2 separate regions of the Homo sapiens genome follow, and region 1 is linked to region 2. A link is a contact called in ENCODE Hi-C or POLR2A ChIA-PET data. All regions are on one chromosome and are shown on one strand. The core of a region is the stretch at or near the end of the contact, and the rest is flanking DNA. Distances in the headings are between cores, read along the strand shown. Region 1 has its middle 9.1 kb from the start of CES4A. Region 2 holds the start of CDH16 (cadherin 16).

Region 1 (5,634 bases), core at 1,270-3,769, 60 kb after region 2:
AGGTTGCAGTGAGCCGAGATCACGCCACTGCACTCCAGCCTGGGTGACAGAGTGAGACCTTGTCTCAAAAACAAAACAAAACAAAACAGGCCCCAATAATACAGTGTGTAACTGGGACACGAAGGGCTGTGAGGACACAGAGACGTAGACCAGCCCAGACTTGGGAGACAGGGAAGGAGGGACATCTCAGCTGAGACCCGAGGAATAAACAGAGGTTACTCAACCGTGCAGACCAGCGTAGAAGACTGGAAGGGTGGGGAGCGGGGGAAGGGCGTGCCTGGCAGAGGGAACAACAGCAGCAAAGGCCTGAAGGATGCAATGTGTGGAGGAATCGCGGCTCTGCAGGGCTGGAGAGGTCAGCAAAGAGCAGACGTGAGAGGACTTGTGGGCTGCGACAGGGGTCGGCATGGACTTGACGCTCATGGAAGCCCTGTTGTATGGAGGAGGGTGGCTGGGAGGGGGGAGAGGAGGGGGAGAGCAGGGAGAACAGGGAGGGGACCAGGGTGGGCTGCCAGGTGGATGGAGAGGCACTGGTGGGCTCTAGATTTAGAGTCCGCAGACAAGACCGGGCGACTGACCAGACACAGAGGTTGGGGAAAAGAAGCCCCGATAGGGCAGCCTTAAGGCAAGCAGGAGTGGACCCGGAAATCAGGGGTCTGGTGTGGGCCACACTGGATGTACAAAGAGGCCTCTTCCTCTGGGCCTGATGGTGGCCCCCACAGGGCAGCCATGGGAGTGTAGCGGGGGGGTGTTACCAGGTTGGGTATCGCCAACACCAGCAGGCCCTGGAGAGGGTGGGCAAGCCGGCTGCTGAGGCCTCAGACCCTGTCCTAGCTCCAGCCCTCTCCGCCAAGGGCATCCTTCACCCAGGGAGGGAGGAGAATGTCTGGTACTGCCCCAGGGGTCGGGGGATATGACCTACCAGGCAGAGGGGATTCCAGGCCTCATGCCTCTGTATTCTCTCTTCCCTGAGGCTCCCTGAAGGCCCCTCCATGCCCTAGGACCCAGCAGCCATGCAGAGCTGAAGGGAGCAAGCCAAAGACTCAGACAGGCGTGGCCCTGCAGGACAGGGACTGGTGGACCCGGGAGCCTCCCAGTGGAAGGGCCACAGGAAGGGCCAAGTGAACAGTGCAGGAGTGTGAGCACCAGGGGGCGCTGCAGGATCAGACGTGCACACCTGGACCCCGCCACAGGATGAGGTCCTAGCAGATGCTTCCAGTATCTACCCAAGGCCAACCTTAGTTACTCACACAACCCGACAGTCTCACACACACACGCTCACGGATAGGGTTCCTACGAGTTCCACCATTTACTGGGTGTGTATCTTCTCTTTATTTTATTTCTATTTTTTATTTTTGTTGAGATAGAGTCTCACTCTGTCACCAAGGCCGGAGTGCATTGGTGTGATCTTGCTTCACTGCAACCTCTGTCTCCAGGCTTCAAATGATTCTTGTGCCTCAGCCTCCCAAGTAGCTGGGATTACAGGCGCCCACCACCACACCTGGATAATTTTTGTTTTTAGTAGAGACGGGGTTTCACCATGTTGGCCAGGCTAGTCTCTAACTCTTGGCCCCAAGTGATCCACCCACCTCGGCCTCCCAAAGTGCTGGGATTACAGGCATGAGCCACTGCACTCGACCACAGATGTGTATCTTTGAGTAAGCTGTGTATCCTCTTTGTTCCTCAGTTTTCTCATCTGTAAAATGAGAGTAAGGTTAGTGACTCCCTTCCCAGGTCTGGCTGTGAGTACTGAAACATCATTAGCCATGAAGCACCTAGAGTCGTGCTTGACACACAGCCAGTGCTAAATAAGTGCTCCCTGGCACAGGTATAAACACTCTGCTCGCAATGTCCAAAAAAATCATATGGCTCCTCGACTACAACTCAAACATGGAAGAATTGGGGTATGTCAGGGAGCATCATAATATTGGCATGAGTCTCTTCCACCTTAAAATAACTTCTGGGACTAGGGGCAGTTGCTCACACCTGTAACCCCAGCACTTTGGGAAGCCGAGGTGGGAGGATCGCTTGAGGCCAGGAATTTAAGACCAGCCTGGGCAACATCGCAAGGCCCCATCTGTACAAAAAGTTTTAAAAATTAGCCAGATGTTGTGTCTCACACCTGTAGTAGTGTGAGGCAGGAGGATGGCTTGAGCCCAGGAGTTCGAGGTTACAGTGAGCTGATTGAGCCACAACACTCCAGGCTGGGCAACAGAGTGAGACTCTGTCTCTAAGTAAATAAATAACTTCTGAGCCTGTAGCTGCCCAAAAGAATTGGTCGGTGGACCCCTGGGAGGCTCTGAATGGCAGGTTGAGTGTCATATAGAGTCTGTGTCCCTCCCTGGGGACTTCAGGGAAGCCATGTTCAAGTTCCTCCCCAGTCTGTCTATAGCCCCACCTCCTGGGTTTTAGCCACCCCCCATCTCCACTTCTGCACGCCCCCGCAGCCTCCACCCCAGTTCCCAGTCCAGCCTGCCCAGGCTCCGGGAAGGCTATTCCAAGAACAGGAAGGAACTTGGCAGGGGAACGCCAGCTCTGGTTCTTGCAGTGGCACCCACATGGCCTTCTTTCCCTGCCCTAGCCTGCCTGCCTTCCTTCCCATCACCCCCAGACCTCCCACACTTTGGGGCATCGTTGCCACTGGAGCCTCTCTTCGGGTGACGTTGCCCCTCCCTGCTGCCCCCAAGCTGGCCCCTTCCCACTCTTCAGACCTTGACCAGGACCCCAGGAAACAAGGCAATCGCTGGCGGTGCGGGTAGGGGTGAGGTCCAGGCTTCTCCCGGCCACCCACTGAGCTCTCCTCTGAGCTCAAGCTTACTCACACCCGGCCTCTCCCGCAGGCCTCTGGGCCGTCCTCTGGGGTTCCGAGAGGACCCCACCTTACAGATGAGGAAATTAGAATCAGAGAGGGGCAGTACCGTGCCTGAGGCCACACAGTGAGAACAAAGGCAGGACTCACACCCAAGTTTACTGGCCTTCAAACTGCAAGTCCTTCCCCTCCAGAATGTGCCCTTGTGTCTAGGGTGGCCTTCCAGGTGCTGGAGTTGGGGTCTAGTGGGCTGACTTGGGTGGGGGGACTGGGATTCTAGTTAGGCCAGCAAGGGAGGCCCAGAGGAGGGGTTTTGCAAGGCAGTGGCTTCAGACTGGGGCTGGACAGCCCGCAGGGAGATGACAGGGGCCAGCCCTGCTCTCCCTCAGATGCCTTCATGAGTCCCCTCTGTCTTTTGGGCCTGGACTGTGGCTCCTGGAGTTTGTCAGAGGCCAAGGTGGGCAGGTCAGCTGAGGCCAGGAGTTCAAGACCAGCCTGGGCAACATGGCAAAATAAAGCTGGGAAACAAAAATACAAAAATTAGCCTGGCATGGTGGCGGGCACCTGCAATCCCAGCTACTTGGGAGGCTGAGGCAGAAGAATTGCTTGAACCTGGGAGGTGGAGATTACAGTGAAGCCGAGATCGTGCCACTGCATTCTAGCCTGGGTGTCAAAAATAAAAAACAAACAAAAAAAGTGTTAATCGATGACTATGTTATCAGTAAGGCTTCCAGCCAACAGTATGCTATTAGTAAAGTTTATTGGGTGTCAAAAGTTACATGCAGATTTTCAACTGCATGGTGGTCAACGCCCCTAACACCCACATTGTTCAAGGGTCAACTGTACACTTATGAGTGGAATTGCTGGGTTATATGGTAACTCTATGTTTCATCATTTGAGGAACTGCCAAACTGTTTTCTAAAACCACTGTTTTCTACACCAGTTTATATTCCCACCAGCGATCTGTAAGGGTTTTGATTTCTTCACTTTTTTGTCAAAATTTATTGTCTGAGTTTTTTTTTTTTTTAAGATAGAGTCTTGCTCTATCACCCAGGCTGGAGTGCAATGGCACGGTCTTGGCTGACTGCAACCTCCGCCTCCGAGGCTCAAGCAATTCTTCTGCATCAGCCTGGCAAGTATCTGGGATTACAGGCGCCCACCACCACACGCAGCTGATTTTTATAATTTTAGAAGAGACGGGGTTTCCCCATGTTGGCCAGGCTGGTCTCGAACTCCTGACCTCAAGTGATCCACCTGCCTTGGCCTCCCAAAGTGCTGTGATTACTGGCATGAGCCACCATGCCTGGCCTTATTATCTGACTCTTTAATTCTAGCCATCCTAGTAGGTGTGAAGTAGTAGTGTCTAATATTGGTTTGATTTGCATTTCCCTGATGGCTAATGATGTCGAGCATCTTTTCGTGTTCTTTTTGGCTCTTTTTATATTCCTGGGAGAAAGATTTACTCAAATCCTCTGCCCATTTAAAAAAATTAAGTTGTCTTTTTGTTGTTGAATTGTAAGAGACCTTTATATATTCCAGATATAAGTCCCTTATCAGACACATAATTTGCAAATCTTTTCTCCCATTCTGTGGGTTGTCTTTTCCATTTTTCCATAGTGGCCTTTGCAACACAAAAGTTTTTCATTTTGATGAAGTCTGAATTACCTATTTTTGTTGTTGTTACTCATGCTTTTGGTATCATATCTAAGAATATGTCAGTAAACCATGAAGATTTACCTCTATGTCCTCTAAGAGTTTTATAGTTTTAGCTCTTACATCATTTAGGACTTTGATTCATATTGAGTTAATTTTTGTACATGGTGTGATATAAGGGTCTCTCTTTTTTTTTTTTTTTTTTTTTTGAGACAAGATCTTGCCCTGTTGCTCAGGCTAGAGTGCAGTGGCACAATCATAGCTCACTGCAGCCTCAACCTCCTGGGCTCGAGCAATCCTCCCACCTCAGCCTCCCCAGTAGCTGGGACTACACGCACATGCCGCCATGCCTGGCTCATCTTTTTTACTTTTTGTTGCCCAGGCTGGTCTTAAACTTCTGGGCTCAAGCGATCCTCCCAATGTGCTGGGATTACAGGTGTGAGCCACTGCACCTGAGCCAACTTTATTCTTTTGCATGTGGCATGATCCAGTTTTCCCAGCATCATTTGTTGGAAAGACTATTCTTTCCCTTATTGAATGGTCTTGGCACCCTTGTTGAAAATCAGTTCACCTTGGCCAGGAACGGTGGCTCACACCTGTAATCCTAGCACTTCGGGAGGCCGAGGCAAGAGGGTCATTTGAGCCCAGGAGTTCAAGACCAGCCTGGGCAACATAGTGAGACTCCATCTCTGAAAATAAATAAACTAATTAAATCAGTTAACCATAGAGACATGGGTTTATTTATGGACTCTCAATTCTGTATATCTGTCTTATGCCAGTACCATACTCTCTCTTTTTTTTTTTTGACAGAGTCTCACTCTGTTGCCCAGGCTGGAGTGCAGTGGCACCATCTCAGCTCACTGCAAGCTCCGCCTCCCAGGTTCACGCCATTCTCCTGCCTCAGTCTCCGGAGTAGCTGGGACTACAGGCACCCACCACCATACCCAGCTACTTTTTTTCTTTCTTTTTTCTTTTTCTTTTTTTTTTGTATTTTTAGTAGAGACGGGGTTTCACCGTGTTAGCCAGGATGGTCTCGATCTCCTGACCTCGTGATCCGCCTGCCTCTGCCTCCCAAAGTGCTGGGATTACAGGCATGAGACACCATGCCCGGCCCAGTACCACACTCTCTTCATAGCATTTCTTCCTCATAAGTTTTGAAGTAGGGACGTGTG
Region 2 (5,980 bases), core at 3,396-5,895:
GACTTTGAGATTCTCTGCCAGGTGGATAGGCTCTAGGGACACCCAGGTGCTCTCTATGATGGAGACTTCCACGGTGGCAGTGGCCTGGTGGCCTGAGGCCTGGTCACCCATGTCCTTGACCTGTACCAACAGCTGGTAGGTCCTCTCCAGGGCGTGGTCAAGGCTGGTGCTCCCTAGAACAGGGAGGATGGTCAGCTGAGCAGGCAGCCAGGGAGCAGGGGCCAGGGCATCATTCTCAGCAAGATACCAGACACAAAACCAAGCATACAGCAGGTGATTGGGACACTCTCTTGGCCAAGGGAAGAGAGGAACTTTAAGCACTGTTGTGAGCCTCCAACAAGGACATGACAGTTTGCAAAGCCACCTCCATATCTCTCCACACAACGAATGCGTGATAGACTAGAGAGGTAGGTGGATGACCAGGATGAGGAGATGGGTAGATGGCAGATGATGGGTTGGTTGGATGAATGGGTGGTTGACTTGGTAGGTGGATGGGAGTTTGAGTGTGTGAATAGGAGAGTGTTTGGATGAGTGATGGGAGGTTGGATGGACTGTGTAGGTTGTTGGGCGGTAGACGGGTGAATGCGTGGCTGGCTATGATGATGCCTGATTCACTTTTCTTTCCAACCCTAGTTCATGCCTCTGGTCTGAGCTTCCAGGTCCAGGTCTCTTCCGCCATCAGTCGCAAGGTTGCCCAGCAGCATCTTAGGCTACAACCCCTTAGACTGTTCCTATCTTTGTCCCTTAGGCCCAGGTCTCCGTGGAGTGTGGAGCTGAGGCCCTCCATTCACACCATTTCCTAGCTCTCCATGCCTGGCCCTGCCTCCACAGCCCCCTGCCTTGTTGCTGTCTCCACCTAGAGTGCCCTTCCCTCCCTTTTTACCTCTCAAGCTCCCACCCATGCTTGTCTTATGGTTCAGATACCACCTTCTCCAGCTTTCTCTGACCCTCCCTCCCCAGCACACCCCGCTCGGGCTTACCCTTGGGGCTGAGGGCCAGAGCCCCCAGCCGAGGCTCCAGCTGGAACATGTCTGGGGAAGGCTGGGCTGGAGCCTGGCTCAGGATGTGGAATCGAAGATCCGAGTTGGCTGTGCCTGGCTCATCCCGGTCTGAAGCCTCAAGGAAGAGGAAGGGGATGCCTGGTTCACGGTGGGAGGGCAAACTGTAAGGGATAGAGAGGGTGGGGAGAGTCTCCCATGCCTCTCCTATTTCTCCTCTGTCCTTTCTTCCCTATCCATTATCACATCAGGACTCCGGAGATGAGCCACGGCTTTTCGTCCTACTTCCCAGATGAGCAAACTGAAGCCAAGAATGGATGGCACCCTCAGTGGAGTAGGGAGGAACAAGGTGGGACAGAAATGGTACAGGATGGGCCAGGTGCAGTGGCTCATGCCTGTAATTCCAGCACTTTGGGAGGCTGAGGCAGGCAGACCACCTGAGGCCAGGAGTTCGAGACCAGCCTGGCCAACAAGGCGAAACCCCGTCTCTTTTAAAAATACAAAAAAAATTAGCCGGGCATGGTGGCGGGTGCCTGTAATCCCAGCTTCTTGGGAGGCTGAAGCAGGAGAATTGCTTAAACCTAGGAGGTGGAGGTTGCAGTGAGCTGAGATCGCGCCATTGCGCTCCACTCCAACCTGGGTGACAGTGAGTCTCCATCTCAAAAAAAAGAAAAAAAGAAAAGAAAAAAGAGAAAAGAAAAGAAAAAAGAAATGGGACAGAAATGGCTGCCCTGTCCTATGCCAACTGTCTGGCCATCTCTTCGCTCTCTGCTGTTCCATCAAGGCCCACCTGACCTTACTGTAAATTGGCTGCCCTGGTCACTCACCAGGCCTGGTACCCCGGCTCAGCCGAGCTCTGTAGATGGCTTGAGAGAAATGGGGCACCTGGTCATTCTCATCCTTCACGTGCACAAGCACAGGCTGTGGACCCCACAAGACATGTCCATCCTGCATCTCCAGGGTGACCTGGCAGGGAAGGGGAGTCAGCGTCTGGCTCTGCCTTGCCTGCTCTCCCCTACACCTGGCCCAGCCATACCTGTAGCTGGTACTCTGCCTGCTCCTCTCGGTCCAGGGCCCTGGTCACCAGCAGGAAGCCAGAATCTGGATCCATAGCAAATGGGCCCTCAGTTGCCTTGCCTGAGTCCCCTGACAGCACGATCTGGCCTTCAGCCCCCTCACGGGGCAGCGGCAACTGATGGAAATGAACAGAAGTGAAGGGAGCGGTGGCCAGGCCTGGGAGATGCCCCTCCTCCACCTGATGGCCTCATTTTACATGTGGGGAAACTGAGTCTCAGAGACATCTGGCTCCTGTCAGAGGTCACACAGCCAGTAAGCATCAGGACTGAGACTCAGAGCCAGAACTCTTTTCCCTGGACCTGATGCTCCCCAAAACTCTCTGCCCTTCTTTCTGAAGCTTGAAACCTCACCACCGAGATTTCGTTCTTTAATCTAAAGCTCTGCTCTCCACTAGGATTAAAATCTGTTAGTCATTCCCACTGCAGGTTGAGCATCTCTAACCCGAAAATCTGAAATCTGAAATACTCAAAATCTGAAACTTTTTGAGCGCCAATATGATGTGACAAGTACAGAATGCCGCATCTGACCTCATGTGACAGGTCACAGTCAACACATAGTCAGAACTTTGTTTCATGCACAAAATCATTAAAAATATTCGCCCAGGAGCAGACTCACACTGGGCTCTTGGCCACTCAAGGATTCTGTCGGAATTTCACCTCTGTACTGTCAGCTCCTTCTGGCCATAGCCTCCCCAGCTCGCAAATCCCAAAGTGGTAATCCCAGCACTTTGGGAGCCCAAGACGGGCGGCTCACCTGAGGTGAGGTGTTCAAGACCAGCCTGGCCAACATGGCGAAACCCTGTCTCTACTAAAAATACAAAAAAAAAAAAAAAAAATTAGCCAGGAGTGGTGGTGCATGCCTGTAGTCCCAGCTACTCAGGAGGCTGAGGCAGGAGAATCTCTTGAACCCAGGACGTGGAAGTTGCAGTGAGCTGAGAACATGCTACTGCACTCCAGCCTGGGCGACAAGAGCGAAACTTCGTCTCAAAAGAAAAAAAAATGTATAACGTTACCTTCAGGCTATGTGTATAAGATGTATATGAAACATAAATGAATTTCCTATCTAGATTTGGGTTCCATTCCCCAAGATATCTCATGATATATATGCAAATATTCCAAAATCTGAAGAAAAAAAAAAATCCAAAATCTGAAACACTTCTGGTCCCAAGCATTTCAGATAGGGGACACTCAACCTGTGTAACGTGTACATACTCTCTGGAAAGCAGGATTTCAAAGAGAAACAGCAAGAGGAAGGGTGCCAGAGGAAGGAGAAGCAGGACTTTGCGGGGAGGGATCCCCCCGGCCCCAACCCCAGCTCTCCGGCTCACCTTGGTCAGGTATAAAGGGAAATTTCCACCATAGTTTTCTGGAACTTCCACAGACAGCTCTGCAGGCTGGGCCTTGGGGAGAGCCTGTGGGAGGATTCTCACCTTGTCACCAGGCTCTATCTTCCTGCGTGGGCACTGAGACCCAACAGAAGAGCGGAATTTCCGCCCCTTCCCAGGGCCTGGCTGTACCTTAGTCCATCCACCCGCGCTCTGGTCTTTGACCTCCTCATCCCACAGTGGCTCTATAGTCCCAGCTCTGACCCCTCCCATGCCTTGCACCGTTCTCACGGTCAGTGCAATTGGTCCAGGTGGAGTTGGGGGCAAGGGTGTCAACCCCCAAAGCCAAGACCTGAAGGAGAGGGGGCAGGGCCTAGCTCACCTGGGGGACGGAGACACAAAGCAGCCACAGCCAGGCAGGGACCATGGTCAGGACAGGCCTGAGGGACACGGCAGTGAGGATCCAGCCCAGGTGGGTAGGGAGGGGCTTTCCATCCCACACACACAACTAGTGGGATCGTACTGCAGACTAGTCTTCTCTTCCTCCCCTCCAAAGGAGCTGAGGCTCTCCATCTCCTGCAGGGTAGTGCCCTGCTCCTCGGCCAGGCCCACCAAGGCCCCCAGGCCCAGCCACCCTGCTTCTAGGCTCTTGGTCCATCAAGCACTCTATCAGAATTTCACCTCCAGACCTCCAGCTCCTTCTCACCATAGCCTCCCCAGGCCGCAGATCCCAAAGTGGTAATTTTCTAGCAATCCCCCAAATCACAAAAGTTTGAAGCTGGAAAGTTCCTGAAGACTTGGAGGGTCACTTCCTGAAGTCACCTCTTGTTGCAGGCAAGGCCTGAATGCTGGGGTCTGGCCAAGGTCACAGAGGACTTGACCACAGGAGGAGTCCTCCTAGCTCAGGGCCTCTGGGACTGTCCTGCCTCCCACTGCCACCTTCTAGACAAGGAGAACCCCCGGAGCAGGAGCCCGGCCCTTGTCTCATCATTTTCCAGCCCTTGTCATGGAGCTGGGCAGGCAGAGCAGCGACAAATCGACAACCCCTCTAAGATGAGGCCCTGGGAATTCTTTCCCAGATGGCGAGGACAGGGCAGTGTTTCTCCTTTCCCCACCACCAACCTCAGCCTCAGCCATGCCCTCCCCTCCACTCCCAGCCCCTCACCCTCCAGCGCCCAAGACTGGCTCCCTTGGTCCAGCTGCCAAGCAAGAAGAGAGCTCCTTCTCCAGGGGGCTCTGGCCAGGCTGGGCTGGGTGGGGCAAGGCAGGGCACTTGAGCAGGTAGGAGGGTTCAGCCACGCTTGCTCAGGAGTGGAAAAGGCCACTGGGCCCACAGCAGCAGGCCTGGCCCCGCCCAGCCCCCCAAGTTACTCATTGACTTTGGAAAGCCAGGAGCTGCTCAGCATCCGTGACTGCCAGCTCCAGGAGGTGGGGAGATGGTTGGCCTGGCACTCCCTCGACCCCAGCACAGCCCAGGAGGTATTCCTTGGCCCTCTGGTTCTGGACGTTACTTTTTCTGTGGCTCCAGACTTGGTCTGACTTATCTCCCAGGCTCCAGTGTCTGCAGCCACACCTTTTCACACTCTGTTCCTTTTGCATGGAACACCCTTCCCACTCATTCATCTGTGTGGTAAGCACCTGCTCATGCATGCTTCAGTGCTCAGCTCAAATATTCCTTTTTCCAGGAAACTTCCCCTATGTTCCCAGGCTTGTTCAGGAGCCTCCTCTGGGAATGCCCCTCCCCCTCACACCATGCCATGTGCTATCTCTATTAATACACAGAGGACACCAGCTTGTCATTGTCTGCCTCTTCCATTAGATTGGGAGCCCTTTGAGAGCAGAACTCAGGGACTCAGGAATGACCTGGCTCTCATTCTGCCCTGGCAGCTCCGCATGGCTTGTGGAACTAAGACAAGGAGCTGGAGGTTGCAAAGGATGGGTGAGCAGTACATGAGTGGAAGTGGGTATTGGGGCTCCAGACCACCCCCCCCAGGGGGACCTGTGGTGGGGGAGTGCAGCAGCCTATGAGCTCCCGAAGTCCTTACACTGGCCACTCAACAGTGACAGGGCTGAGACAGTGGGCAGTCTCATGCCCCTAAGAAGATTAAACTGGCTCAGGTGACCTTGAGGGAGTTGCAGGGCTGAACAGGGGCTCTCCCCGCAATGAGGGCAGCCAAGCAGAGCCAGGAGATGCTTCTGGGGCCTGGGAGTCTGGAATGAGGGGAGAGGGTGGGAAGAAGGTCTCCAGTCCCTCTCCAGCCTTGGAGCTTCCCATGGTCCCCACGAAGTCCTTCCCACTGTACATCTGATTAGTCTCTCTCAGGCCAGAAGCTACCCCCAGCTGCCCCCAGCCTTGTCACAAGCTGAGTGCCTGCTTCAGGGTCACTCTGGCACCCAGCCTGGAGCAGTGTAGTGTGGGGAGGTTGAAGGGGGTTTCACACGTGTTAAGCTCCTGCTCTGTGCCCAGCACTGCTCTGAGCACATACCTTCATTATGCCACATACTGCGTTCTGAAGGGGCATTGGGCACATGCTGGGGCACAGAGAAGCTGAGTGGTTTGCCTAGGGTCACACAGTCAATA

What was found. Hi-C counts contacts between places; a loop is a spot of excess contacts on that map. ChIA-PET counts read pairs that join two places held with the same protein, here RNA polymerase II (POLR2A).
Region 1: a loop to region 2 is called in a map of pancreas, with 2.5 times the contacts of the local background. The contact joins the enhancer-like site here to the promoter of CDH16 in region 2. A Hi-C loop is called at or near these places in 2 of 168 maps with a recorded cell type or tissue (endothelial cell of hepatic sinusoid and pancreas). POLR2A ChIA-PET finds 5 or more read pairs at or near these places in 1 of 52 experiments (HEK293).

Annotation. Positions count from the first base shown.
Region 1 is chr16:66,976,697-66,982,330 of GRCh38, forward strand. No RefSeq gene overlaps it. Among named protein-coding and RNA genes, the nearest start is that of CES4A, 9.1 kb to the right of the region's middle. Within about 2 kb of position 2,520, at least 2 of the 41 ENCODE cell types and tissues checked have a DNase peak (open chromatin) inside an H3K27ac peak, as active enhancers do.
Region 2 is chr16:66,914,240-66,920,219 of GRCh38, forward strand. CDH16 (cadherin 16) reads right to left here and starts at 4,646. Exons shown (of 18, transcript NM_004062.4): 1 at 4,565-4,646; 2 at 3,782-3,839; 3 at 3,403-3,486; 4 at 2,035-2,190; 5 at 1,826-1,964; 6 at 981-1,139; 7 at 1-173. The coding sequence starts at 3,826.